6 separate regions of the Homo sapiens genome follow, and regions 1, 2, 3, 4 and 5 are each linked to region 6. Evidence: chromatin loops called from intact Hi-C (ENCODE). Cell type or tissue: IMR-90. All regions are shown on one strand.

What was found. A loop is a pair of places that touch in the nucleus more often than their neighbours do. Peaks named below come from ENCODE experiments on the same cell type or tissue, not always from the same donor. Only the 100,000 strongest peaks of a DNase experiment are listed, where the experiment ranks them.
Region 1: a loop joins it to region 6, with 16 times the contacts of the local background. A loop is called at or near these places in 39 of 110 quality-filtered maps.
Region 2: a loop joins it to region 6, with 7 times the contacts of the local background. A loop is called at or near these places in 88 of 110 quality-filtered maps.
Region 3: a loop joins it to region 6, with 4 times the contacts of the local background. A loop is called at or near these places in 7 of 110 quality-filtered maps.
Region 4: it touches region 6 in a loop (7-fold over the local background); 5 of 110 quality-filtered maps call a loop at or near these places.
Region 5: a loop joins it to region 6, with 3 times the contacts of the local background. A loop is called at or near these places in 2 of 110 quality-filtered maps.

Annotation. Positions count from the first base shown.
Region 1 is chr3:78,643,808-78,648,807 of GRCh38, forward strand. ROBO1 (roundabout guidance receptor 1) reads right to left here. Exons shown (of 31, transcript NM_002941.4): 20 at 3,822-3,848; 21 at 2,341-2,383. Among named protein-coding and RNA genes, the nearest start is that of LINC02077, 600 kb to the left of the region's middle. In IMR-90, a CTCF peak has its summit at 2,126 (motif pointing left); a DNase peak (open chromatin) is centred at 2,114.
Region 2 is chr3:77,252,468-77,257,467 of GRCh38, forward strand. All of the region lies in intron 2 of ROBO2 (roundabout guidance receptor 2), which reads left to right. Among named protein-coding and RNA genes, the nearest start is that of ROBO2, 210 kb to the left of the region's middle. In IMR-90, a CTCF peak has its summit at 2,977 (motif pointing left); a DNase peak (open chromatin) is centred at 2,954.
Region 3 is chr3:78,203,161-78,208,160 of GRCh38, forward strand. No RefSeq gene overlaps it. Among named protein-coding and RNA genes, the nearest start is that of LINC02077, 160 kb to the left of the region's middle. In IMR-90, a CTCF peak has its summit at 1,944 (motif pointing left); a DNase peak (open chromatin) is centred at 2,021; H3K4me3 peaks cover 245 bases.
Region 4 is chr3:76,751,014-76,756,013 of GRCh38, forward strand. It overlaps a transcript of ROBO2 not described here. Among named protein-coding and RNA genes, the nearest start is that of ROBO2, 290 kb to the right of the region's middle. In IMR-90, a CTCF peak has its summit at 2,782 (motif pointing right); no DNase peak of the experiment used is centred here.
Region 5 is chr3:77,822,306-77,827,305 of GRCh38, forward strand. No RefSeq gene overlaps it. Among named protein-coding and RNA genes, the nearest start is that of LINC02077, 220 kb to the right of the region's middle. In IMR-90, no CTCF peak of the experiment used is centred here; no DNase peak of the experiment used is centred here.
Region 6 is chr3:77,035,839-77,040,838 of GRCh38, forward strand. ROBO2 (roundabout guidance receptor 2) reads left to right here and starts at 4,261. Exons shown (of 28, transcript NM_001395656.1): 1 at 4,261-5,000. The coding sequence starts at 4,948. In IMR-90, a CTCF peak has its summit at 2,740 (motif pointing right); a DNase peak (open chromatin) is centred at 2,763; H3K4me3 peaks cover 1,623 bases; H3K27me3 peaks cover 1,927 bases.

The DNA.
Region 1 (5,000 bases), 1.6 Mb after region 6:
TAAAGGTAGGACTCCTGAGAGCTTTTGTCATAGATTAGGCAAAGGAGAAGTAGGGCTTGAAATGAAACAATATGAGAGTGAAAGGAGTAAGAGACAGCATCAACAAAATGCAGTAATGGATACAGGAGGTCCAAGAGGATGGCTGGAAGGTTTTGGCTTTGGTGTCATTAACTATGTGAGGTAGGAGGTCCAGTGAGGACTCAGAAAGTCTGAAACACATGAGGGAAACCAGTGCTTAAGGGGCAGACACAAGAGAAGTCAGTGTAGGAGTTTGGTTCATTATTCCCTCTCTGATCTCACTAGATCACGAAACATAGACACAGACACACATACACACACAATGACACACACATCCGTAAGTGGCTAGGAATGAGGCCCCTTCGTAAAGCATCCTTATTGTCCTCATCCTATTTTATTTTTTCCGTAGCATTTATCAACTGCTGATATTGTACAGCTGACTTTTTAAAAAAATGTTTATTATTCATCTCGCATTTCCGCCACTATAATGTAAGGTCTGGAAGGGCAGGAATTTTTATACACTTTGCTTACTGATGCTTCCCAAGTAAGTAAACTAGCACCTGTCACATAGTAAGTGTTCAATATATTGCATGAATAAATAATTCTAAAATTTTGTATATAACTGACATTTTGAGCATTGACTCTGAAATCTTTATTGAACTGTTGCCTCCGTAACATCCCAACATCGTTTAGCATTTCATTTAGGAAAATGATCATTTCTACTTACTATTTGAAATAAATCAGTTTCACTGACAGGGATTTTATTTTTAACTTTAAAAAGCTATGTTTGTTTTGTGATATAGTGAGCTTTCCAAATAGCTCAGGAACTTTGTAATTTTTCCATCCTGCCGTGGCAACTAGCATTTGCTACCTATGCATTCCTGCCATTGTTTCCCATGTGCCAGTTTGCTCTATCCAGGTTGTAAATTCTTTTAGAGTAGGAACCAAGCTTATTTTTCTGTATGTGTGTGTGATACTTGTGTACACACACCCACGCACAGAGGCTAGTGAAGAACATATCAAAGACACTCAAGAAGCACTTTCACATGCTTTGATTAGTGAGGAGGTTGAAATATACACATGTAATGAAGTGGTTATAAAATCAGGTATTCCAGATTCACCCACGAGAAAATGTTCTTATGCCAGAGGCTCTTTCATGAATGTCTGGGCTGTGATTTAGATGGAATTCCCCTGGATGCACAAACATGCCCTGGTTTAATTCCTGAATCAAGTGGATTTATTCCTTATGAAAACCTCCCTAGCTTTGGGTCTGTCACTGGCTGGCTTTGTTTCACAGGTATGAAAACAGGAAGTTAGCAATACCCAGGAAAGAAAAGATTAGTACTTGTTGCCAAATTTGTACAGCATTGGCTAAAGGTGGTCAACCTTCTTTTTTTTTAAACCACTCTTTGTTATATACTAAATTCAGTAATTTTCTTATCCGGTGGTATGTTCCTTGAATTTAGGAATAATATCTTACTCATTGTTATCTTTCTAGTAGCAGTCATGTTATACAGCTGTACAAAGAAGGGAATTTAGTAAGTTCACTGAATTTGAATTATAAGATGGTTTTGGTTGGAAGATTTTTTTTTTTTTACACTGTAAGCTAGATGTTACTGTTTTGGAGAAAAAAAAAACATCTTATTGTGAAAAATTCTGAAGCTTGGCTCATCACATAACTTATACCTTATTTCAGCCCCTTTAAGCTGGTTGTCACATCAATTTGTGATTTCTCTGTGAATATATTAAAGTTCACTGAATAATAATTACTTTAAAAATCATAAATATGAGATTCATTTCAATTAGAGGAGGGAAAACATTCTTTGTTAACAAGTTACCCAGATTTCCTCTTTTATTTCAACACATTTTCCTGCAAATGGGGAAGTGAACTATGTTGAATTCATAACAAGAATAAACAAACATAACCTACAACTTATGAGCAATTGCTGTGTTCAGCAGGTTTTTCAAATGAACTCTTTTTCTTGGATAGTATTAGTTAACTAGCTGTATTTGTTAATCTTCATAAATGCCACCGCTTAGTCACTTTAACTCCTTTTAATCATTTGCTAAATCAGCAAGTCTCTTTCTCAGTTAAAGTCCTCCCTCTAGTGGTCACTGACTAAGATGCAACTACTCCAATCAACTACATTTGTGTGTAAACAGCTTGTTTCAACAGCATAGCTGAATGGAGTCTTCGTCAAGGAACTAAATAAATTCCACCTTTAAGTTAGACTTTTTAAGCAGAGAAAGTGGTGTCATTGAGGAAGATGAAGAAATATTTGGAATTCCCTGTAGGATCTACAAAACAAGCAAGATAATTACCTCCCTCCACTGCTGACAGCTTCGCCTCCTCTCTGGTAAGTTACTAGAATGTTACGAAAAAAAAAAGGAACAATTAATAGACATATTTATATATCAAAAGCTATTACATTCATGAGCTTCTTTCTAAAATGGAATTCCTTCTGTCTTCCTAGACAGAAGCATTGCAAAAATCACATGACGTAACAGATTGATTCAACTAGTGACATTTCTTTAAATATTGTATAGAATTAGATATACATATCATATATCTAATTATATATATAATTAGATATCTATATATCACTCTTATTTTCTTCAAATTCCAATAAGGTGGAGAATCAAGAAAAAGCAAAACATCAGTACACTTATTAAATATAACTGTTACACATCTGTACATTAGCATTCCGATGGATTTCCATTTTGAATTTATTATTGGAGCACATAATTTCATAATTTTATATAGGTGTAAACTTAAACTCAGGAAAAAAAAAAACTACTAGATTATTTTCCCGGAAGTATGAGTACCAGTAAGTCAAAGAGAAATGTTAAAATAAACCTTTCTACACACAAAGATGTATGCCAAGTTGTGACTATTAATTCATGTGACCTATTTTTTATTGTGGCTTCTGCAAATTATTTCTCATTATATTTTCATCAGACATGTATAGATAATCAAAATATATTATAATGCTCTTGAAAGCATCCTCAGCTTAATAAATTTGGGATGGAAAAATTTAACCATAACAAAAAAAAGATTTTCACATAGTTAGGCTAAGTGGTTAAGAAGATTAGCTTTTCTGTAAATACAGACACATTTTCTAAGAAGAAATGTGTTTTTAAAGCTGCCAAGTTCTGCTACTTAGAAGAACTCCAAACTGGAAGTCTGTTATAGAGAGATAACTGCTCCCAGTGATGACAATAACTGGATTAAAACTGAGAGGGCACAACTACACGTACATCTTTTCCTGGAGGTGATATGACAGAAGAGGACCCATTTTGAAAGAAATTGGATAGAACGGAATATTAGGATTCTGACTTAGGGAAAACGAAAAGTTCTATCTTTCACATGTGCTGGATATTGTGGTTACCTTTAACAATATTGATTCTGGGGACAGAGAATTATAAGGGAGAGAAATTTTTGTTGGAAAACTTGAAAGCTTAAGTTGAAAAATGCACTGTCAAGTCTGAAGTAGTCAATAAGATCATTAGCATGTTAAATCATGCTGAAGGTAGAGACAGTGTGTCTACTTAATGAAACACATGCAAACAAGGCCAAGATCCAGTGTGGAATTGTGAATAAATAATTGCATCGAATGGATGAAAAGCAACACCAACCATTTCTACCTTAAACACATGCCTGGTGTGAGTAAATCAAGTATTACATTCCACTTTAAGTTCTTTCCCCCAACTTACTGCAGAAAATGAAATAAAAACAGAAACACAATAGTGGAACACATGCCAAACTAACAATGGAAAGGAGGAGGGTAAGTGCAAATATATACCTGTTGGTGTGAAGGTAAAAGACGGGACTGAAAAATCAAAACAAAATATAAACCAGTTATTAAGCTGAAGAGAGAAAGGGAACATATCACATTAGTATAAATCAAGCAGACAGCTGAACATAAAACAAATGTAAATAACTAAGCCAGTAGTTCTGACAATCTGATCTATGAATAAAACCAATTCTGAGGTTAAAAAAAGAAGCTTGTCTCTACAGGTACCATTTTGAAGTGTCTGACATTCTAGTACACTCAGGAAGGGAATTATGCTAGGTTAGCCTGTGAATGACCCTGCATTTAGTAACACAGATTTAGCTCGTGGCTTTCGTACAAACAAGAATCCTCCACTATTAATCATCTCCAAACACAGGATGATGGATTCTTAAATAAGTATTATCAGAGTCTTGCTGGAACCTTATCTAGAAATCTGAAAGTAAATGCTTATTAAAGTGAACTACTAGGTGCACTTATGTACTTAACATTGAGAGAAAAAAAAGAGAGAAAGAAGGAAAAGAAGGAAAGGCAAGGAAAGGGGAAGAAGAAACAACAAACAAACAAACACAACACAAGTAAAGGAAAGGAAAGAAAAAGATGAACTGAATAAAAGAGAACCATAAAATTTAACTATTTCACTGAGTGGAAATGCCTGACATCTTATCACATAACTGACATTTTTTATCATCATAAAAACTTGTGAATGGACAGAAAAAACTGGAGTTTTAAATTTTAATTTCTTTGAGTTTACTTTTAGAAGCTTCCTAGAAGTAGGCTGGACATTCTTTTAATACCACAGTAGAAGCTAAACAATAGAACAATAACACCCTTCTGAAAACCTTCACTCTCTCTGCAGTTATAAATCTTAATCTAATCAATAATGCCTGAAATTGAACCGCAGACCTCAAAAGTAGCAGCCATTCCTCCCCCACTTTTCCTATCTTCTCCCATTCCTGGGGGGTTGGATAACGGCAGAGCAATTTCCATGTCATTTCATAGAGGGAGGAGATTGACTTATTTCCAATCTCTTCATGTTAAATTAAAGTAAACGCTGCTCTGGTTAAAAAAAAAAAAAAGCAAGGAAATATATGTTATTCCCTCTAAGATTAAAGTTTCTTTAAAATAATCTTTAGTAGAAACAAACTAGAATATTGATTACTTATCATGTATCAAAACACTGCCAGAATT
Region 2 (5,000 bases), 220 kb after region 6:
AATGACACTTGATGCATTTGAAAGAGCATTTTATATATCATTATTAAATTAGAAATAGAACCAGGCGCAGTGGCTCACACCTGTAATCCCAGCACTTTGGGAGGCCGAGGCGGGCAGATCATGAGGTCAGGAGATGGAGACCATCCTGGCTAACACGGTGAAACCCCATCTCTACTAAAAATACAAAAAAATTAGCTGGGCGTGGTGGCGGGCGCCTGTAGTCCCAGCTACTCCGGAGGCTGAGGCAGGAGAATGGCGTGAATCCGGGAGGCAGAGCTTGCAGTGAGCCGAGATCGCGCCCCTGCACTCCAGCCTGGGCAGCAGAGCAAGACTCCATCTCAAAAAAAAAAAAAAAAAAAAAAAAATATATATATATATATATATGAAAAATAAACAGACGGTTTTAATAAATGAATTCCAACCTGTTTAGAAAGAGTACTCTATTTGATAAAATAATATTAAATTAATTTGTATGGCTAGCTGTACTAATTTCAAATTATGCTCTTTTGGAAAAAAATATGGATGTCCCAAAGTTAACATTACAGGTATTTGTGGGGCATTTTAAGATCTAAGTTAAAGAGAACTAGGAAGTGTTCTAAGTAAATTTCTGAGACACCACAGGGTAAGGGTTCTCAGCTAGCATGTCTCGTGTTACTTCAGATGGCTGTCAGATGCTCATATCTGATTCTGTAAAAAGTGGATTATCTCTGAAGTCATGGTTTCAACGTGCAAATTTTGATTTTACTGAGAATATTTAAAAGATAATTGTGGTTCCTAAGAGACTTTTAAAAAATGGATTTAGAAATTAACTGTAAAAGTTCAAGGAAGCCAAGCAAGCATTTCTATGAGTTGAATTATGTATTTAAATATACTTGTGTGGAAGGGGTATGTAAAGTCAGATCAGCTAGAGAAAAATGACTTCTCAAGAAGTTATTCACATAAAGACCTATGTGACATAACCTGCAAAGTTTAATATTCACTAAAAGCTCTATTCCAAAAATAATATTAAATTTTATCATCTTTTAAAAAAATTAAATCTGGTATTCTTAATCTATTATGAGGTGTCTGTCCCAATGTGAAACAAAGTTTTCCCTAGGTGGGAGGACTCTACATCTGCTTGGGCAATGGAAATCATATGATTTGAGTGATGGGCCTGGATGAGTTTAAAATCATGAAAAGCACAATTATTTTCTTCTTTGTCAATGAGAAATACCAATAAATGTCATCAGAGAGGCAATGGCATATTCTTGTGTTCTAAATATTTGGGTCATTTCCATAAAAAGGCTGCAGTTTTCAGAGACAAATGTGAATCCTGAACTCTAGAACCAGATCATATTCATACCACTAGAAATAGAGGTAAAGAAATGACCTAGAATTATGAATATAAACTGATATTATTTACGAACCTCTAATCTGTAATATTTGAAATATTTTGTTCAAAATAATAAAGAAAAAGGGTATATCTTGGACATAATTTTTCTTATGCTATTCTGTTTTTATACTTTGCTTGAGCACTGTAAGGAGACTTTGGCAAAGTAGTCAGCATTTAATTCATTTGAAAAGGTAATGAAAATATTTTTGTTTTTCCTTTAAAGATATATAGCCTGGGCAACTTAGCGAGACCCTATCTCTACAAAAATAAATAAATATGTAAATTAGCCAGGTATGGTGGTGCACCTGTGGTCTTAGCTACTCGCTGAGGTCTGACAATGGCTTGAGCCCAGGAGCAGTTAGAGGCTGCAGTGAACTGTGATTGCCACTCCACTAGAGCCTGAGTGACAGAGACCCTATCTCAAAAAGAAAGAAAAAATAGTTTTCTGCTCTTCTAGTGAATAGTGATTTCCACATTAAGTCAATGTATTCATTTTTTAATTGAATCAATACAAAGCCTAATTTGTCTAATGCAGTAGATATTTTCCAGAGAGTAAACAGAGGAAGCAGCTTTACAATATATTAAGCAATTAAAATACTTCTTTTTTTTTTTTTACTTTTTGAGAGAATGATGATTTTGGACCCCTCTCCTATGGTGGAAACTTAACATCTGAAAACTGAAGTACAAAATATTCTTTTTTTAGGGTCTTACATGATGTTGAAGTTGAATACCTTTCGGAACTATTAGAGAGGTGGAGAAAATTGTTCCACTTTTTAAAATTTGGTTTTATTATAAGTTGTGTTTATTCTTAATAATCTTTAGTTTGTTGTCAAACAAGATTGAGAAGTTAAAGCGATTCTGATATCACATTTGTTAAAGGCCCACTCTGTTCTAGGCACTTATTTCACTTACTTTTATTTAACCATTATTTCCATATTGAACCAGCATTTTCTCTTGACATAAGGGGAAACTGAGAGTCAAAGGGGTTAAGTGTCTTGCTCCGAGTCACCCATCAAAAAGTGGCAGAATAAAAACAAGGTCAGATCTTCTGACACAAGGTCTAATGACTTTTCCATTCAACTTCAATTGCCAGTTTTGTGTGTAATAGGGGCAGGTTCCTCTATCTGTCTTTTCTGAGAGGGAAACGTATTCCGAAATGTAAAGTTTAAACTGTGCTGTTAAAAGGAAGAACTAGAGAAGGTGAGACTTTCCACTAAGATTCCAAAGATATAGGAAAGTAAATTTTAGATTAACACTGGGGAGACTGGATTTTCTTTTGGTAAAGGGACAGAGAAATGTAAGGTTACCCAGTGAAATATGAACTCAGAGGAACAAAAATCTATTTGGAGGTTTTGAAATCAAATTAAGTTACATGAGTCCAAAATGTTGAGCAAGCCTTTCTTAAAGGCACCTGTAAATGTAAAGAAAAAAGTTGGTAAAGTGAAAATGATAAGAATTCATAAAATCAGCATTCTGTAAAGTGCGTGAAGTTTTAAAACCAATTCAACTATGAGTAGATGTCATGTAGGCAGGGAATATAGTAAAGCCCCATTCTTTGGAGTTGCTAACCATGTGACCACAAATCTCCACTGCCACCTTGTGGTGGTATGTATATTTCAGAGACAGGCTCTGAAGAAAATTGACCTCTGAAGTGCTGAGAGGTAAAATAAAAGGTGTCTGGTGGTAACCAACCTCCCACTTTCTGAACTCAGGAACCAGACAGATTTGGGGAACACAGGATCCCTCTTTTGGAGTTACTATCCAAATTCCTACCATAGCAATTTAGGAGATACCATAGATTTGGAGAGCAGGGCTATTATACAGACATCACAAGGGTGAAAACCTTGAGCAAGAGTAGGAACTGAATTTTCTTTCAGATTCTTTTGTGTTCATGGTGGAGGAAGATATTCTATTTTCAAGAGGATCCTAAATATCCAATGCAGTTTTCATCTAGAAAAAATTTTAATCTATTCTGTATAAAGCAATGAGGTAACATTCTCGTCAAAGGAAATCCTATGGGTATGTGAGAATGGAAGGCTTCCAGTCACTTCTTTACATTTAGTTGCATTCATAAACGTGACCAATGGTGTTTCTGTCTAGAGCTTAATGGGTTACTTCCGCTTATACACCAGTTGTGCTTTCAACTCTGAGCATGACATCAGGAAATGTGTTTGATTCCAAAATGATCAATTACAGAAGCATGTGATAGCTAATGTGCCTGTAAACTCATTAACCGAATGAAGCCACCTAATTGTCAACAGTTCAACAGAATTTTGTCTGCAGGTTATTTGTTTTTAGGTGTCAGTGGTATTCCTGTTTTAATTTCGCCAGCAGAAGTGGGATTAATAGATCAAAATAGTATTACAGCACATGACAATAGATGACAAGCAAAGACAAATCTAAAATTATTCTGATTGATCATTCTATAAATGTAATAAAACATCAGTACTTAAGTGTAGTCATCATTTATTTTATTTTTTATAGTGCTCAAAAATATTTATAATGTATCTGTGCTAAAAACAAGTCTCTACCAACTGCATAACATGTAATTTGAGCAAATTATTTAACCTCTTCCCTTTTATGCACAATGAAGATAACATTAACATCATTAAGAATAAATGGGTAATAAAAGTAAATCATGGGACATTCTCAATAACTGTGTGTGTGTATGTGTGCATGTGAAAACTATAAACAAAAAAAAATCTCTTTTATTCAGCAGAAACATCTTGACATCTTATATCTTAATAAACCTGCAAGTTAAATAAGAGGAGGGCTTAAGCATTAGTACAAAAAACTATTATACAGTGCTTTATTTGTGGAGAATATTGATGGAGAAAGGAGGAAAGAGGAAAAGCCTATTCCCAAGAGAGGCTTCTGCGAAGAGCAGAGCATGAAACCAAGGCTCTCGAGGAACACCAAAACAAACAAACTCTGGCAGTGTCTGAGTAAGCCAGCCGTCTTTCTCTCAATAATTTTTATTGTGCACCCAGTGATTTCTCAGGCAATTTTTAGAGCCTTTTGGAAAGTGGTCTCCAAATTATGCACTAATACAACACTGCTAATGAAAGCCCTCATTGCAACTCATTAGCTCTCACTTTTTTTTGCTAATCCACAAATTCTGTCCTATGTGGTGGACACCTGGCAGTACACCCCTCAGCCCCATATCTCAGCAGAGATGTAATTGCCAAGGCCTGGAGCGAGGTTTCATATTACCTAGACGTGTGGCTTATGCAAGCTCTTCCATGAGACTGTCTGTTGTCAATAATTAAGAGCTATCAAAACACTTGGCTAATTTACACTTGATAATCTGAAATGAGGGCCCCTGTGATCACCAGCTTCTGTCTTATTATTTAAATACACATAGTATAAAAAAAGCAGAATGGGGCCAAAGCAAGCCGTATCAGGGAAAAGACCGGCTTTCCAGCAAACAAGATATAGCCCAGTGGTTGTAAGCAAGTACAGCACAAGGCTGAACAAACATGGCCCAGTGAGTGCTTTTTATGGCTGAGAAGCTTCACAGAGCAGGTGGGATTGTAGAGGATCTTTTGAACACTGAGATGTGGGGACCTGGCAAAGTTTAATTGGCAAGCTGTTGTAGTCAAATGCAGAGACCATGAAAATGGGCATG
Region 3 (5,000 bases), 1.2 Mb after region 6:
CCTGTAATGGTGGGGTCTCCTTTTTCTTTATTTTATATATATATGTATATTTACATATACATATATATGTATATATTATTAAAGCATTATATATATATATATGCTATACTGAGATATATTTCAGATGCCATACAATTCAACCATTTGAAGTGTACAAGTCAATGGTTTTCAGTGTATTCACAGAGTTATGCCACGGTCTCCACAGTCAACTTTAGAATATTTTCATTATCTGAAAAAGAAACCTGGGTCCAATAGCAGTCATTTCCCCTTTCCACCCAACCCCCCAGGCATGGGGAACCACCAATTTACTCTGTCTTCAAAGATTTGGCCTACTATGGAGAGAAAATACCATGAAGATAATATCCATAGTGAAAGAAGAGCTGCAAGGAGGCTTCCAGGAAATACAGGGGAGCTTAACATATCTCTTATGAAACATCTAAAGGACAAGAAATGCACTCACTGTTTGGAGATGGAAACAGAAATGTGCCATTGAATTGGGATCATCCTGTTTGCCCAAAGTGTATTAGAACAAGATATGCATAAATGTTTCTCACACACCAAATGTGTCCCATGAATGAGAGAGTTTGGCTGAGGACATTGAGTCTGCTCTAATAGGCCACTTAGGGAGCAGATGGACCTACAACTACAAGGCCTAGAAGGGACCCCTGGGACAGGGGAGCAGTTACAAGTAACCAATAGATATACATCCATTCTTCACCTGAGGTCAGGAGTTTGAGACCAGCCTGACCAACATGGCAAAACCCCATCTCTACTAAGAATACAAAAATTAGCTGGGTGTGGTGGTACATGCCTGTAATCCCAGCTACTTGGGAGGCCGAGGCAGGATAATTGCTTGAACCTGGGAGGCGGAGGTTGCAGTGAGCTGATATCGCGCCACTGCACTCCAGCTTGGGTGACAAAGCAAGACTCCATCTCAAAACAAACAAACAACGAAAAGAAGATATGCATCCATTCTTGTTAAATGAACTACAGAAGAGAGAGCCCAGCAAGAGATCTTTAAGGAATCCTCAGAAGTTCCTTGTCAAGAAAGTGGTAAACGCAGTCCTGCCTCATGACCCATCTATCTTTTCTTCTAACAGAGAAAACAATCAGAGCTTTCCAGCTCGGTGAAACCCAGAAGGGCCTGCTAGATGGGACAGAAAGTAGGAGTAACTATACAATCTCGATATATACCCAGGGGAAAAAACCTTCCTGGTACAATACGAGTGAGCATAAGATAGTTTTACATAAGAGCAGCGTGGTTCTCTGACTTTTCCTCCAAGCTTCACAGATCCAAGAGGAAGTTTGCTCACTGAAAGCAGTTTGGGCATATTCAGGCATCTCTACAATAATTTTCAAGGATACAATGTCATTCTCTCTCAATTTGCCCTTAGCAGATGCACACTTCACAGTATCTCTTTGATGGTTTCCTTGCATTTCCCTGTAAGACGGTGATAAAACACATTCCTTAGATAATGATAGGAAGACAAAAATTGAGCCATGCATGTAAATGGTTTTACTCTTTATAAGTAAAAATTATGTTTTTGTTTTATTATTTTTGCCATTATTCTCTTCTCAGTACTACTATAAAAAAAACACTGTGGTGGTTAAAAATAGTCTGTTTAATCAAATTACCTAAGGTAGAATCCTGGCTCCATCTTTCAGTAACCATTGCATGGGGACAAGTAATTTTATCTCTCTTAGCCTCTTTTCTTTCATCCATAGAGTAAGAATGATAATACAATATTTCTTGCAGAGTTTTGGTAAAAATTCAGTGAGCTACAACAGAAAAAACATTCAGTAAATGTTAACCAGTTATTGAAACTTTAGTATGCATAGAGGCTGCTGCATCACAGCCGGGGATTCTCTACTCTGGGTCCATGAAGCCTGGCTGGAGGGGCAAACAGAAAAAGCCACCAGCCAAGATCATGTGTAACTAGTGCCCTCTTGGGATCAAAGAAAAGAATCAAAATTACTGAGGAATTTGGAAAAGGAAGAGGCATGACGTGGGAACGCTAATCCCATAAGAGCTATTAATCATGGACCCCACTCAGGGACCAGGATGCTATGGCAGCCAGTGAGTCAGTTGAATGAAGCTGAAAGTTATTTTTTGGTCTAAGAAAATAAATCGTCTGAATAGGGTCTCAATGTGGTTTTCACAAGGGTGGGGAAAGTTGATTTGGATTGTATGACGAAAAGAAAACAAAATTTACAACCACAAAACAGAGTACAAAGATTCCAAAACTGGCAAGAGGAAACCAAGAATTTTGTAAATAGTTCATAATTCAGTTTCATTCACATCTTCAATCCAGCAGGATCTATGACTGAGATCAAGTTCCTCTCTCTCTCTCTTCCTTTTGATTTACTACTGTTTTTCCCTTTAGATCCATTCATCTTTTATTCTAAATAGAATATCCATGATTGATTAGGTTACTACTGGGCACTTTCTGTTTAAGAGCTGATGGGAATTTTCAGTGTACTAATAATTTGATATGACGTTCAAGTTATTTTATTCTTACTGCATTATTTTATTTAACCAAAGCTTAGTAAACTCTGTTGTAAGTTTGTTTTAAAAAGAAAAGAAAAAATAAAAATATTTTCTCATTACTTTGCCTTTTCAGTGTCCACTATATTAAATTACTTTCTTCTAAATTGTATTGCATTTTCCCTACAGGAATTGACGGCTGTCTAATGGATTTATGCAGTGTTTATATAAGGTAAAGAACACTTCAGTAAAAAATTGATTCAATGTATGTGCACTGTAATTGTAGTAATGTAACTTGACAGGATGAAGTTGCTTTTTTTTTTTTTAAGTCTGTTTTATAAAGGCATTCTTGGAATTTTCTGGCTTTTCTCTTTGCAAAATGGTCTTCTTTTGTGGCTTGACTGTACACAAAGCAAAGAAAGCATAGGAGAATATATGTCTCTCTCTCTATATGTATATATATATATATCTATATATAGAGATACAGACATACGTATGTGTATCTATATATTTAAAATTGAAGAAATTATCAAAATTCCTTATTTGAAAATTACAATAAAATTACTATAAAACATTTCACTTCAGATACTTCATGCTGATCATAAATGAGGGGCATGGATTTAGAAGGTAAAAATATATGGAGAAAAAAATTTCAGGAGTATACGACTTGTTTCCATGCTTTCTGCAGGAACTGTAAATTTCTCCTTCTTCTCAATATCCACTTAAGTTCACCTCTTTTTCCATTACATAATTAGCCAAATCAAATAGAAATACAACTTTGCAATCTTTTCATATTAGGATGCTACATTATTAATTAAAATAAGTACACAGAGCCCAATGGTGGATAATTGCTCCTAATCAATATATGTTATGGGATCATAATCTCTATTTTGAGGTCATGATTAATAATCTAAAAGTTGGATGTTGAATTTGTTTAGCTATCCATTATGATTTGACTTTGAAGCTGTTATAAAATTTTTTATTTGGCCAGCCAGAGTTGTCATTAGGACTCCTCACCTCCACTCCTGGCCCCACTCCCATTTCGAGGCCTTCAAGGTCCATAGTCAAAGACAACATAGGTAGCCCCTTTCTGACACAACTATGATAGCCAGGAGCTTCCCTACTGCTACGTTTGCCTCCTGCTGTGAACTAATTCACAATATTGTACTTCTCGTCAAATGACAACTCATGAACCATCACTTTTATAAGAGCCTAACAACTTCAGCTAACTACTTCTCTGCACAAACATGACAACTTCTGTCTCATCCTTCCATTTCACCTTTCCCTTTCTATAATTGTAGGTTTTATAATTAGCCATATGTGTCCCTTCCTTGTCATTAGATTGTGAATCCACTTAGATAGGGACCATATTATCTTTCATTCTACACACCAAATGCATAGTTAAGGTGAATACTACAGATAATGACAGAGAGCCAACAGGCTGATGTGAGCAAATTTGAAATAGGAGCTTAAAATATGATGACTTTTTTTATTCTAAAAGTCTGCCATAAAAGCATAAAGAGACTTCAAACCTGAAAAAGAGTATACTAAAACTAGGAAGCAAAGTGTCAGAAAAGAAATACTATAAACACAGGACACCGACCCAAGGCCACCTGACCTGTGAATTCACTTCTCATGTTCCTCTCTCTCTCCCCTTGGTGTGAACATTTGGCCCTCTACTGAACTCGTTAACCCAGTTGCTATGGTTTCGAAGTTTGTGTCTCCACAAAGTTAGTATGTTGGAACCTAAGACCCAATGTGACAGAATTAGAAGGTGGGGCCTGGCTGGGCACAGTGGCTCGCTCCTGTAATCCCAGCACTTTGGGAGGCCAAGGCGGGTGGATCACCTGAGGTCAGGAGTTAGAGACCAGCCTGGCCAACATGGTGAAACCCCGTCTCTAATAAAAACACAAAAATTAGCCAGGTGTGGTGGTGCATGCCTGTAATTCCAGCTACTCGGGAGGCTGAGGTAGGAGAATTGCTCGAACCTGGGAGGCGGAGGTTGCAGTGAGCCAAGATAGCACCACTGCACTCCAGCCTGGGTGGCAGAGTAAAACTCTGTCTCAGAAAAAAAAAAAAAATAGGAGGTAGAGCCTTTAAGAGGTGATTAAGTCATGAAGCTTCCACCCTCATAAATAGCAACCACCTTAGAAACGTCTGGAAGGAGCTAGCTGGGCCTCCTATGTCGTTCTGCCTTCCACCATGTGAGGATACAACACTTGCCCTTTTGGCCACATGAGGATGTAGCAAGAAGGCCTTCACCAGACGTCAAATGCCAACACTTTGACCTTAGACCTCCCAGCCTCCAGAACTGTAAGAAATAAATTTCTGTCGTTTACAAACTATCCAGTTTCAGATATTTTGTTAAAACAGCACAAACAAAGACACCACTCCTTCCTATAAACCACTTTTTCTACATGCCTATTATGTGCCAGCCACCTTCCACCAAATTTCAGACTGTCCACTTGATTTATATCCTGTGGTTTGTGGAGTCTTTTTCCTAATAATTTCACTA
Region 4 (5,000 bases), 280 kb before region 6:
CTGGAGGCATCACGCTACCTGACTTCAAACTATACTACAAGGCTACAGTAACCAAAACAGCATGGTACTGGTACCAAAACAGAGATATAGACCAATGGAACAGAACAGAGCCCTCAGAAATAATACCACACATCTATAACCATCTGATCTTTGATAAACCTGACAAAAACAAGAAATAGGGAAAGGATTCCCTATTTAATAAATGGTGCTGGGAAAACTGGCTAGCCATATGTAGAAAGCTGAAACCTGAAACTGGATCCCTTCCTTGCACCTTATACAAAAACTAATTCAAGATGGATTAAAGACTTACATGTTAGACCTAAAACCATAAAAACCCTAGAAGAAAACCTAGGCAATACCATTCAGGACATAGGCATGGGCAAGGATTTCATGTCTAAAACACCAAAAGTAACAACAACAAAAGTCAAAATTGAGAAATGGGATCTAATTAAACTAAAGAATTTAAAAGAAACTACCATCAGAGTGAATAGGCAATGTACAGAATGGGAGAAAATGTTTGCAATCTACTCATCTGACAAAGGGCTAATATCCAGAACCTGCAAAGAACTTAAATTTATAAGAGAAAATCAAACAACCCCATCAAAAAGTGGGCAAAGAATATGAACAGACACTTCTCAAAAGAAGACATTTATGCAGCCAACAGACACATGAAAAAAATGCTCATCATCACTGGCCATCAGAGAAATGCAAATCAAAACCACAATGAGATACCATCTCACACCAGTTAGAATGGCGATCATTAAAAAGTCAGGAAACAACAGGTGCTGGAGAGGATGTGGAGAAATAGGAACACTTTTACACTGTTGGCGGGACTGTAAACTAGTTCAACCATTGTGGAAGACAGTGTGGCGATTCCTCAAGGATCTAGAACTAGAAATACCATTTGACCCAGCCATCCCATTACTGGGTATATACCCAGATGTTTATAAATCATACTCCCAAAAAGACACATGCACACGTATGTTTATTGTGGCACTATTCACAATAGCAAAGACTTGGAACCAACCCAAATGTCCATCAATGATAGACTAGATTAAGAAAATGTGACACATATACAGCATGGAATACTATGCAGCCATAAAAAAGGATGAGTTCATGTCTTTTGTAGGGATATGGATGAAGCCAGAAACCATCATTCTGAACTATCGCAAGGACAGAAAACCAAACACCGCATGTTCTCACTCATAGGTGGGAATTAAACAATGAGAACACTTGGACACAAGGTGGGGAACATCACACACCGGGGCCTGTAGTGGGGTGGGGGTAGGGGGGAGGGATAGCATTAGGAGATATACCTAATGTTAAATGACGAGTTAGTGGGTGCAGCACACCAACATGGCACATGTATACATATGTAACAAACCACGTTGTGCACATGTACCCTAGAACATAAAGTATAAAACAAAAAAAAAAAAGAAAAAAAATGATGGCACATCCCTGGGGACATGGCCAAGACAGTCCTTTGTGATACATTTTTTCTCTAGATTAGTCCAGAAGTGTTCAAGATTGAGGAGGTGTTAGGTAAGGACTAAGACTAAAGCAGTCTCAGTATTCATCCTTAAAGAATTAGAATCACATTACAGAAAATATATTCCCCAAAGAGACCAGTCCCATAAGATCTTCATAGGTTTGCTATGAAAAAGAGTTTCCGTGTTACTGAAGTGTTTGAGGAAAACTGGATTAGAGAAAATTAAACATGTTTCTTTACTAAAGGATGCATTAAAGAGTTGAATATGCTAATTTGCACTCAGAATCTTTAAGGGAATATAGTATGCAGCATTTAAAAAAAAACTTCTAAGGCTTTAGGGACTTTTTTGTATTTTTGTTTCTAAGTAGCATATGAGAGGATTGTGATTACACAGAACATATTTTGCAAAACACTTAGAATGCAAACATTAGAAAATTCAATATTGCCCAATGAAGAATTCATAATATGACCCAATTAAACAAATATGTTAATGTTTATCATTTGGATATTAATTCAAAAGAGTTAAGTAAGACATTTCTGGTATTTTTAAAGGTATATGCAAAACATACGTACACACAAATCATTTCAGTTCTTTAAATGTCTTGTCAAAGACTTAAATAGACAAAGAAACACTGTGCTGAAGTTAGGTGTAAAGCCATTTGGGAAGACATGTCAGAAAAGGAGAAGAAAATATAAGCACAGAATTATTTCCATTTGTTTTAAATTCTTTTGTTATTATTCATCAATTACCTCCAACAAAATGGTGATTAGAGCAAGAAAAAAGTTTTAAAATATTTTAAATCAATTTTTGTTGATTTCCTGATTTCATTTATGGGGCCATAATTTTAAACATATATAATGTTTTATTATTTTTTAATATGCCCTTATGCATTTGGAAAATAATGATTCAATAATGTATGAATCCAATAAAATTATACTTTTATTTCAAACTACAAATATACATCCACAGTATGCTTCCTTAGTTTTTCCTTGTTAACAGATGAATTTTGTCAAAGGCTGATTTTGGCAAGCTCTCTGTCAAGTGGAAGGTTGTTTGAGCATTATCTAAAACAATTTCTTCAAAGGAAACAAAAAATGAGATTTAAGTATTTGATACTTCATATGCGATTTATAGCAAATATGGCAGGTCACATACTGAAAAAGAGTAAAAAAAGAGACCATTGCTATTTAAAAAGACAGAACGCTCCAATATTTTCTGTTCTAATATTTTAACTTTTTTCATTAAAATTTCCCCTGTCTCAATTATATGACTGTAACCAGTAGGGGCTGCTCTTAGCATTACAGGCAAAGTAATTTCTCTGGAGTTGATAGTTTCAGGACTGGCTCTCAATATAACTGAAACAAATTTAGCTTGGTGAACATTTTATGGCAAAACTATTGCCCTTTTCTTTGTCCAGTTAGATATTATTTTTAATTCCTTGCCTTTATGCTTTGTTTTTAAGCATCCAATATATAAAACCTATATAAATCAGTGAAAATAATACTACCTGCTACTAATCTTTGTAAAATTTTTTATTGGTATAAATATAATAAAGGAAAGACATTAGAGGCTGTATATTCAAAAGATAAACTGCATTTCTAATAGAAATAGCAGGAAGGAGAAAGAAAATATACTTTCATTAATAGCTGTGATTTCAAACAGGAGCTGGCTTTCCTTTTGGGCAGTTCAGAATAATATATTCACCAAAAATTCAAAAAAAGAAAATGTTTTCTCTCTAGGCCGTTAGAGAAATTAGAATATAAGACTGGTTCTGTCAAATAGCTTTTGAAGGTGTACTTTGAAAGACACGAAATATTCTGTATATTAGTATCTGGACAGAAGCCTCGTTATCTGTCAAAGGTTAACTGCACCGTATACATTACGGCTGCAACACTGAAGCGGAGGGGCAGCATAACCCCTTCATAATTCCTAAACTGCACTGTGATTTCCCCAGTCTTGCTGCTCTTCTGTGTTTTATTTATGTTCTAGTGTGCCTGGAGAAGCTCCAAATAGTTGAATAAATCACATGCCTTATGATGTGTAAGTATCATAACTAAGAAAGTCTGATTACTTGTGGTAATACTGTTTCTTTTATTATTTCCAATTAAGAAACATACTGCTAGCCAGATATTATTAGGACTATCCAAGTGCTGGAATCATGTTTTGGACAAGACATCCCTATCAATAACTCATGCATAGACGCCTCAAGGTTATTGCTAATAACATACTTGAGATAGCTGAATTTGAGACTCATTATTAATTAGGAAGTTTGGTACTTTGTCATTACACATAGGGATTTAAGTATCAGCTTGTGGCACTATTGTGTGACAGGAGGGTTGGGAAATTGCAAAATAATTTAGGAATTTTAAAATCTAATGAAGAAAATATCAGGCCTAAATGTATGCATTGTGAATTCTATACAACTAGAAACCTTTAAGTGAAAAAACACAATGGCTATTTAGGTATTCACATTAGATAAATTTTGTCTCTAGTGATCTACCTACACATTATAAACTTTTTCTATACTCTTGTTAAATTCATCCATGAGGTAATTAAATAAATTCTGTAATTAGCCCTCAATTTTATGTTTATTAGAAATAGTTTGACTGTGTGTCTTTTTCTTTTATACTCAGATTATTGATTAAATGAATTTTCCTATGTAATAAATTCTAATACATATTAAAATCTATTTATTTTGGTGTCCAGTGTATATTCTCTCATTCACTGAATATTTACCAAACAGTTTTCATGAGACAAGTACTTTCTAGATTCTAGATGTGCTGCTTCAAATAAACTCATTCTATATCTTTGGATTATCAGACCTCGTATTATTATAAAACCAGTAAGTGCTAAGAGACATCTACCCCAGAGTAAGGACTAGTAACCATGGTAACTAGGGGAGTCATGTCATAAATTAATTTCCAAATTGTATCCTGGGAAAGGTCATAGATGAAGATTTTTGCTAGCAAGATTAGGAGGAAGAAAGAGATACTTAAAGCGTAACTAAAACAGAGTTTTAAAACTAGCTAACCTTCAAGGCAATCCACCTGTTCCTGTCTTGATTCCATTCACATCTCAACTTCTATAGCCCAAAGATTTTTGTTCTCATGGTGACACCTCCAATGAACTCAACTTCCTTGTTGTAATGGACAATATCTTTTTTCAGTTTTGTACATAAAGCATTTATAATAATAATTGCTATAAAGTTGTCCTCAATCAGTAAATACATTAATCAGTGACTTTGATTTTTGTTTTGTCCATGGGGTTAATATTTGTACTTTATCTCTAAATTATGTTTAGGAAATCAGTTTTTCCTCTTTGAATTTGCCTTAGTTGGGTCTGCAGTCTCAAAGCTTGTAATAGAAAAACTCCCTAATCCAACCATTGTATCCCTTCCTTTAGACACATGATCACCATCAGGAGATACTACCCTACTCACCTAATGGTATGAGAAGTAAAAAAGCTATTAAAAACCCTTGAGAATTTCTTTAATTTTTAATACCCTATGTA
Region 5 (5,000 bases), 790 kb after region 6:
TGCCTCCAGCTTTGTTCTTTTTGCTTAGGATTGCTTTGGCTATTCAGGCTCTTTTCAGTTTCACATGAATTTTAGAATAGTTTTTTCCTAATTCTGTGAAGAATGACACTGGCAATCTGATAAGCGTAGCACTGAATTTGTAAATTGCTTTGGGAAGTATGGGCATTCTAACAATATTGATTCTTTCAATCCATGAACATGGAATGTTTTTCCACTTTTTTGTGTCATGTCTGATTTGTTTCAGCAGTGTTTTGTAGTCTTCCTTTGAGAAATCTTTCACTTCTTTGATTAGCTATATTCCTAGGTATTTCATTTTCCTTTTGGCTACTCTAAGTGGGATTATGTTCTTGATTTCACTCTCAGCCTTGATGTTGTTGGTATAGAAATGCTACTGATTTTTGTACATTGATTTATTTCCTTTATTAAAGTCGTTTGTCAGTTCTAGGAGCCTTTTGGCAGGGTCTTCAGGGTTTTCAAGGTATAAAATCATATTATTTCTTTATTTCGCCTGATTGCTTTGGCTGTGACTTCCAGTCCTATGTTAAGTAGGAGTGGTGAGAGTGGGCATCCTTGTCTTTTTCCAATTTCAAGGGGAATGCTTCCAGCTTTTGCCCATTCAGTATGATGTTGGCCGTAGTTTTGTTGTAGATTATTCCTATTATTTTTAGGTATGTTAATTCAATGCCTAGCCTGTTGTGAGTTTCTATTTTGCAGGGATATTGGATTTTATAGAAATATTTTTGTGCATCTACTGATATTATCATAGGTTTTTTGCTTTAAATTTTGCTTAAGTGGTGAATCACATTTATTGATTTGTGTATTTTGAACCAGCCGTGCATCCCAGAAATAAAGCCTACTCGACTGCGTTGTATTAACTCTTTGACGTGCTGCTGGATGCAGTTTGATACTATTTTGTTGAGGATTTTTCTGTCTATGTTCATCAAAGATATTGGCCTGAAGTTTTCTTTTTTGGTTGTGTCTCTGTCACGAAATATGACAGAACGCATGTTTTCTGGTTGTTGTGTGAAGTGTTCTGTGAATGTCTACTAGATCCATCTGGTCAGGTGTTATGTTTAAGTCCAGAGTTTCTTTGTTAGTTTTCTGCCTCACTAATCTTTAATGCTGTCAGTGGGGTGCTGAAGTCTTCCACTATCATTGTGTGGCTAAGTCTTTTTGTAGATCAAGAAGAAGCTGTTTTATGAAATTGCGTAGTCCAATGTTGGGTGCATGTGTATTTAGGATAGTTAAGTTTTCTTGTTGGATTGTACCCTTTATCATTATGTAATGCCCTTCTTTGTTTTCTTAATTGTTAGAGGTTTAAAGTCTGTTTTATCTAACGTAAGAATAGTGACTCCTGCTCTTTTTGTTTTTTTTTTTTTTAGAGGATAGATCTTTTTTTTCAACATTTACTTTGAGCCTCTGAGATCATTACATGTGAGATGGATCTTTTGAAGATAGCAGATAGTTGGGTCTTGTCTTTTATCCAGCTTGCCACTCTATGTCTTTTACACGAAGCCACTTGTCCATTTAAATTCAAACTTAGTTTTAATAAATGAGATATTGATCCTGTCATCATGTTTTTAGCTGGTTGTTATGCAGACTTGGTTGTGTAGTTTCTCAATAGTGTCTGTGAACTATGTGCTTACGTGAGTATTTGTGGCAGCAGGTTTCAAATTTCTTTTGATTCCATGTTTAACAGTCCCTTGAGGACCTCTAGTAAGCCTGGTCTAGTGGAAACAAATTCCCTTAACATTTGCTTGCCTGGAAGGATTTTATTTCTCTTTCACTTATGAAGCTTAGTTTGGCAGGGTATGAAATTCTTCTTTGGGATTTCTTTTCTTTAAGGATGCTGAAAATAGGTCCCCAGTGTCTTCTGGCTTGTAAAGTTTCTGCTGAAAGGTTCACTGCCAGTCTGATGAGGTTCCCTTTGTACATCACCTGATCCTTCTCTAGCTGCCTTTAAGAGTTTTTCTTTGCATTGATCTCGGTGAATCTGATGACTATGTGTTTTGGGGATGGTCATCTTCTACAGTATCTAGGAGGGGTTCTCTATATTTCTTGAATTTACCCCTCAATCTCTCCTATGAGATTAGGGAGATTTTTTTTTGGGTGGACTGTATCCTAAAATATATTTTCCAAGTTATTCTCTCTCCTTCTTTTTCAGGGATGCTAGTGAGTCACAAAATTGGTATCTTAATATAATCCCATATTTATTGGAGATTTTGTTCATTTTGTAAAAAAAATTTATCTTTGTCTGCTTGAGTTGATTTGAGCTTCTGGTTGGTCTTTGAGCTTTAAGATTCTTTCCTTGGATTGGTCTATTCTGCTGTTAATACTTCTGATTTTATTCTGAAATTCTTGTAGTGAGTATTTCAGCTCAAGAAGTTTAGTTTGGGTCTTTCTTAAAACGACTATTTTGTTTTTCAACTCTTGAATTGTTTTATTGGATTGCTTGCCTTCCTTGGATTGGGTTTCAACTTTCTTCTAGATCTTGTTGAGCTTCCTTGCCATCCAGATTCTGAATTCCATGTCTGCCATTTCAGTAATTTCAGACTAAGAACCCACTGCTGCGGAGCTAGTGGGCTCATTTTTGAGGTAAGGGGATACTCTGGCATTTTGAATTGCCAGAGTTCTTGTGCTGATTTTTTCTCTTCTGTAGGGGGTGGGGGGGATTGTTTCCTTTAACTGTGGCACAAACTGAGTATAGTCAGCTAGTTTCATTCTGGAAGTTTTCAAAGAAATATTGTTTCTTTGCATGCTGTTACATTCTTGCTTTTGGTTTTGCAGGAGAGTGAATTAGCAATTTTTTTTTTATGCCATAGGTTGGGCTGTGATCCACTAGATGATGCCTGAGAGCAATGGACAGTAAATAGGCTCTTACTCAGCCATGTGGCTCCTTTGTGTATCCTCATCTTTGCAGCTGTGCTTTGTGGTGTGAAGTGGAGAGAGGTGACTCCTCCATTACTTCCACTCCTGGGCCTTGGGGGAGCTACCTCTGATCACTAACATTGTGCCCATGTTTTGTTGTTTTTGTTGTTAGGTGTTTTAGGCCATGCGACTCCCTCAGACAGTGGTTCAGCTGGGAGAGATTGGCCACACGCTTACCAGAACAGCCCTGTGGAGAGAGGCATGCCCAGTTCCCACACCAGCCCATGAACCTGTGTGACTCACTCCTCTCAGTTTTCTGAGAATGTGAGTTTCTCCACTCAAGTGCTGGGAACAGATCCTGGTTTGGCACTCCAGAGATATGAGTCACAGCCTTGGGGCACCAGGATCTGCTCATGGCTTCCTCCTCTGAACTCTCAGAGTTGGGTTCCAGGTGCATGGGAGATCTGAGGGGCTTCCAGGCTGCTGGAATGCACTGAGGTGGAGCCAAACACCCAGGCTGGGCAGCAGAGGCTGCACTGTGTACACACACCTGTGAGGCAGCCAGCCAGGAGCACTGGGAGGGGCTGGCAGGCAGGCCTGCAAGACAGATGTGCCCTAGTCCTGTGGGTAATTTGGCCCTGCTTTCTCCTGTTCTGGTGGTGAGCTAGGGCCAGAGCCTCTCAGAGGGAGATGGGCAGCCATGGAGGTTGGGCGTCTATGGCCAGGCTCCATCAGAGCTATCCTGTGCACAAAAGTCCCTGGCTCCATGCCTACTCAAGCCCATCTCCGTGTAATCTCTGGGGAGATCCTCCTTCAAGCTCAAACGTTTTTTGAGGGAGTGGCATCCCCTGTAGCTAAGATCCCAGAGGTTTATATCAAGAGTCAGTTACCTGGTCCCTACACTCATTCTTTCCCCAGGGGCTGTTCAGGGCTGGGAGCAAGCCCTAGTGTTCAGGCACCTCACACAGAGTTACCAGCTTCCTCTCTCTTCAGCTTCAGCATCTGCATCTCCATCCACGTTTGGTGTTTTCTCTCTGAAGATCTGTTCAAATTACATTGGTTTAGTTGAAATCCTGGTTTGTCTAAGTGGGAGTGGCACTTCCCAGCTGTGTCTGGTTGCCTATCTTGAAACTCCCCCATATGAATTTTAGAATAGTTTTATTTAATTCTTTGAAAAATGATGTTGGCAGTTTGACAGAAATAGCATCGAATCTGTCGGTTACATTGGGCAGTATGGCTATTTTAATAATATTGGTTCTTCCAATCCATGAGCATGGAATGTTTTTCCATTTGTTTGTGTCATGTCTTATTTCTTTCAGTAGTGTTTTGCAGTTCTCTTTGGAAAGATCTTTTACCTCTTGGGTTAGATGTATTCCTATGTATTTTACTTTTTTCCTGGTTATTTTAAGTGGGATTGTTTCTTTGATTTGGCTTACAGCCTGAACATTATTGGTGAATAGAAATGCTACAGATTTTGTATATTGATTTTGTATTTGAAACTTTACTGAAGTCTTCTTTATCAGCTCACAGAGCCTTTTGGTGGAGCCTTTAGCGTTTTCTAGGTATAAATCATATTGTCGGCAAACAGAGATAGTTTCAGTTCTTTTTCTATTAGGATGCCTTTTTTTTCCCTTACCTGATTGCTCTGGGTAGGACTCTGTAATTTATTTTTGATGTATTATCTCATCACAGATTGTAATCTTCTAAAGGGCAGGGATAGAAAATATTTTTTCTTTTCTTGATATACCAGCTTCATAAGGAACTGAAGAAATGTAGTAACATTGACAGAAATAACCCATTCACACGGCCTCTTATCATAATGATTAAAAACAAATATACCAGAAACTTCTATGTTTCATGCAACCATATTGTCAAAGAAATCACAATCCTTTGCCTCAACGAGGTATGACACTTAAATTTACAAAGGAATCTCTGGGCCTTTGAAATTGCAATGGTAAGAAGTGAGCCATGCATACAGGACAGCCCCCAAGAAAGTCACACTGTTCAGTGCTCATCTCAGATATGGCAAGAGATCTTAGGCAAGCAGAATTCTCCCAGGATCTCCTGGATCCTGAGAGCCAGGCCCTCTGAGGAAAATGAATAGGGGATTGCCTATCCAAGAAATCACTCAG
Region 6 (5,000 bases):
TGTGTCCTTTTGTAGATAATAACACATACGTGTCATTTAATGTGATGTTTCTGTATAGTATAATAAGACAATCTTATATAGAAAAATTCGAGCTGAGCAATGGCTTTAAAGAGGTTCTTAAATTTTGAAGAAAAATTGATTACATATTTCTGTATATTTTGGTACACTGCGGTTTTCTTAAATTGATCAGAGTAATATATTATACTCTTATACTATTTCTGCAATGTGGTAGATGTCTTAAATCAATCTCAAGTTCTTGATAACATAGACTTTGTATTCAGGTCTGGATTTAAAGCAAGATTGTGCCTTTCATTAACTTGGGTTGATTATCTAATCTTCATTTTTCTCATCTGTACAATGGGAATAGTATCAACCACATAAGCCTCTTATAGGAATTTAACAATATGATGAATTTTTAAAAACTAGAAGAATTCCCTGACACGTGGTTAGTGCTCACTACATGGCAGTATATGTTAAAATTACTATCATGGATCAAACCTTTGATTTTTATATATATGCTGCCTTACAATTATAACAAGAGCACGTTGAAAAGAGTAAAAAAGTGGATTAGGGTTTTGCAGTTTTTACCACATCCTTGGGGAATCTGGTATGAAAAAAGAAATATTTAATATGTTACACTCTGCAGATTTCCTTCATATGGTTATTTTATACTTCTGCTGGAATACCAACTCAGAAATTCAATCACAAAGAAGGCCATTGGATAACCTTACCCAAATTAGGGATAATGACAGTTTCTTACAATCTTTAGATGTATTAAAATATATAGGCACATTTTGAATATATAATACCTTTCCAGGTTTTACATAAAAGAAGCCTAGATTTCCATCTACATTTATCTATTCAGCTGCTTGTTTGGAAAAGAAAAAAACAATTTATATTTAGAAAGACATTGAAGCCAGATCCCCATTTGATTTTTCTGTATCTTAAGCTCTCTGATGTGGTGGTCATGGGGCTTCATTGTTCTAAGCCATTGCTGTTTCTTTTTGGCTTAAGGAAAACCTTAATTTTTTTTTTTTTTTGCTAAAGCACTGCTAAAATTTAATTTCCAACTTCTACTAGAAGCTTCAGATTTTAAAGACTTTCCTTTAATTAAACATTTGGAGTGAGAAATCCATTTTTTATATAGGCAGTGCTCACTAAAACTGTCTTAAGTGTAATTGAAATATGCACATTTTTCTAGTATAGATCTTATCATATATCTCAGAAGGTAATGTCTTTGTTCTTTTGGAATTAATGTTGTCCATAACAAATTTCTGTCTGGCGACTCGTTACTGTTGCTAATTTAGTGTGAGATGTTTGGTCATAATCCTAAACTATCATTTGGGATGAGATTGTTATAAAATAATGGTTTTTTAGTCACATTTCATATCAAATGAGACACTGACAGAGCATTCTTTTAAAAAACCAGTTATGAACTTGACTACAAGAAAAGCAGAAAACATGGATTCCAAAATGTTTTGGTGAAGACATTATTCCATAAGGTAGCTAGTGTATGGCAAACAACAACAACCACAACAACAAAAGCCATTTAAAAAATGGCACCAGTCTAAAATCACTGGCTTGCTTTGTCACTTTTAATAGGTAAAGTAGTTAAGAATGCAAAATGTTGATGCTTGGTAAAAAAAATGCCAATATAACCAAAGCGATTTCCCTTATACAAAGCTCTTCTCTGTATGATGTAATTTGTCATACCCTACACAAGGATAACTTTCTATGAATAGGGCAACATTTTCTGCCCTAAAGGACCATGGCAATTGGTGGTAGGCTGATCTCGCCCAATCTATCCCTTCTGTTTCCCACACACACTCTTTCTGCCTCTGAGTGATTTTATAGTTTACTTAAGGAAAGGCATTTACAGATGGTGAGTCTATCAAGTATAAAATAGAATCTATATTTTGCCTGATAAATAAATAGTCATGAGAAAACACTTCTAGTTGAAATCCTCCAATGTCTTCCTTTCTGTGAACCATCTTAAAATTAAGGGTCTTATAAGTCTATATGATGTGTTAATTCCTGCATTATTGTATTAGGAAGACTATTTTCCGAATATCTTAAAAATTTCACCCGCGTAAGGAAATTTGCCCGAGATAAGCTGGTGGTGTGTATTATTTGGAGACATGAGCTAGACATTGTAATCCTGAACTGGGTAAACCAAGCCCAAGTGTTTAAAATGAAAGTTTTCAAGAATTTTAATTACTTTCCTTTTCCAGAGATAAAAGAGATGTTAATAGCGCACTTTTGGATGTTTCTAAACCACAGTGTTATCCAATTTAGACGTATTGGACCTTTGGGGTGGGTTTCTCCTTAACGGTTAAGCCTTTTTTCACGGGGTGCTAAAACAATAGCACATTCAGAATTATTATAGTGAGAATTCAAGTGATTCAACTTTAACAACCGAATGCACTTTTTTCTTCACAAGTAAATACTGTAGATTAAAAGTGTGCAGAAATTACTCTTAATGCTTTACAAGAAGAGTGGTTGTTTTATTCTTTCGCAAGACTATTTCATTACCGTAATTTTCAAGCATGCCGAGGTGTCCTAATGTCTCTTCTAATTGCTTGAATGTCGCTGACCTTTTTTTAAAAGAACACACAGCGCCCATAATATGCAAGGGAGACCTAAGTTAAGTAGCAGCACCAAAACGTATCCACCAAACAAAGGCTCTTCCTCAGACGGCCCCTTCTGGAGAGAACCTTTCCTAATATTTTCCAGTAGGGGGAACTAAAGACTCACCATCCAGCATTTAGCTCGGCTCGGGGACCTGCGTGAGTTCCTATAAGCCGCCTTCTCATCATCTGAACAAGCATCAAACGGCTACCAGCGAGCCTGTGATCACACGTGGGCCCGGCCGCACCGGGGCACCGCCGACACCGGCACCCCTTTGATCTAACGTGACCTTCCTTCATCATCCCCGGTCCTGAATGGCATCCTTTGGTAGTCTTGGTCTTAATTTTCAGAGTTTTGTCGTCTTTGGGCTGAAATTCGGCTTCTTTTTGAGCTTCCATGAGCTCAGCTGGGCTTTCGGCTTTCCACACCCAGAGCCTATGTTTACCGAATTTCCTTCTGGAGGTGCTGGTCCCTGGAGGGTAAAGACTTCGGGGATCCCCCTCCCCCAAGCTCTGTGATCCCCGCTTCCCCGTCCTTAGCATCTTCTGTGGAACTCCCTCGCCCTGCGCGATCGCGCATCAAACTCATCGTGGAGGGGTCAAAAGGCAACTGAGTAACATAAGAGGGGCTGCCTCCCCTTCCTCCTTCCCTTGGGGATGCCGCAGGGGGCCATAGATCTTGGCTAAAATGAGCCGCTGGAGGTTAGAGAATTCTGCCCCCTCCTTTTTCTCCCCCTTGTGCTTTTGAATCATATAGGAAGCATCTACACACAACCTTTCCAGTCCAAAAGGTGCTTCTATTTCCTTTCCTTTCCTTTCCTTCCTCCTACTCGGCTTCTCATCTGGCTAAAAGGTGAAGAGTGAGTGAGTGTGTGATTTTAACGCGTAATGAGGCTGCGCCCTGGGTCCTGGAGGCTGATCTTTTTCAAGAAAGCGCGTGCAGCTCCGGCAGACGGAGGGATGAATAATTAGGAAGGGCTTCCATGAAATCACTCACGGAGAAAATTACCTGCCCATTAAACGGGACGCGGCGAGGAGCAGGAGCCTGGAGCCCACCTATCCCCTCCCGAGGCGGGAAGGAGTGGGCACCCGGGGGCGCGGAGAAGGGGAAGGAGTCGCCCGGTGGCCTCGGCCCTCGGCAGCCGGCGGGGCTCTCCGAATTTGTTCATCTCCGTCCCCCCGGGGACTCTCGGCTCTCCAGGACCCCTCCCCACTCCCCAGCGGGCGGGTGGCCGAGTCCGGAGGTTCAGGGCTCCGCGCGCCCCTCCTCGCCCCCGCCCCTCCCCGGGCCGACTCCAGGCAGCTCTCATTCCTCCCCTCCCCTCCCGCCTCCTCGCCTTCCCTCCTAGAAGTCCTTCCACCCGCGGCAGCTGCCGGAGGAAGCGGACGCTCTGCTGCGAGGCTGCGGGGGCTGGACCCGGGCGAGGGGCCTCAGCGCGCCTGGCGCTGGACTGAGCGCTCCCTTTCTCCGCCGCGCCCGGGCTGGGCTCTCACGCCCGTCTCTGCTCGCGCCCGCAGCCGCCTGGTGCACTATCCTCAGAGGCGGCACCGCGGGGGTGTCTGCAGCCTCGGCCTCCGCCCGGCCCCTCCCTCCCTCCCTCCCTCCCTCGCTCCTTCCCTGCCTCCCTCACCACGTAGGAGTTCGGATTCTCCACCCGAATCGTCCTGATTTCCCTTCTCCTCTCTTTTGGAAACCGGAGAGGTGGAGGGAGGGCAACACCGCTGCAAAGGAGAGGCCCGCCAAGTCTGCCCGCCTGCAAAGTGTTGCTTTGACACATTCTTATTATGGAAGTTAAGTAAAAATATAGACATATTAAAAAATAACTCCGGACGTGGAGCTGCTACGGAGAAGGAAACCGGGGGAAAGAAAACCAGTAGGCAGGCCAATGGTTTTTCGGCAGCGCGCTGGCAAGTTTGTGGAACACTTTCTAGGAATTAGGTCTTTTCCTCCCCCTTCATCATCTTGACTTCTGAAGGAAGAACTTGGCTTTGGATTGCAGTGGAGCCTAAGGAGAGAGGGTTAGACACACTCGAATAATCCCTCTGGCTGGGCTGAATTTGTGGGAATTTAGGAAGCCAGAGTGCTGGAAATACAGCAGCCTTTGAAGTACCCTCTGTTAATTTGGATGGATCTCAGTGTGCCCCGTTCGAGACCTCTCCACCAACCCCTTCTGATCTTGCGATTTGCTCTTCTTGACTTTAATTAGTATCTAGGAAAGTCTAAACTTTGGACCTACCTCTTTTTTTGATACTCATTTTTGTACTTTTGCTCTCTGGGATTGGTTTCTTAAAGAATCTGGATCCTTTTTAATATGTCAAAATGAGTCTGCTGATGTTTACACAACTACTGCTCTGTGGATTTTTATATGTTCG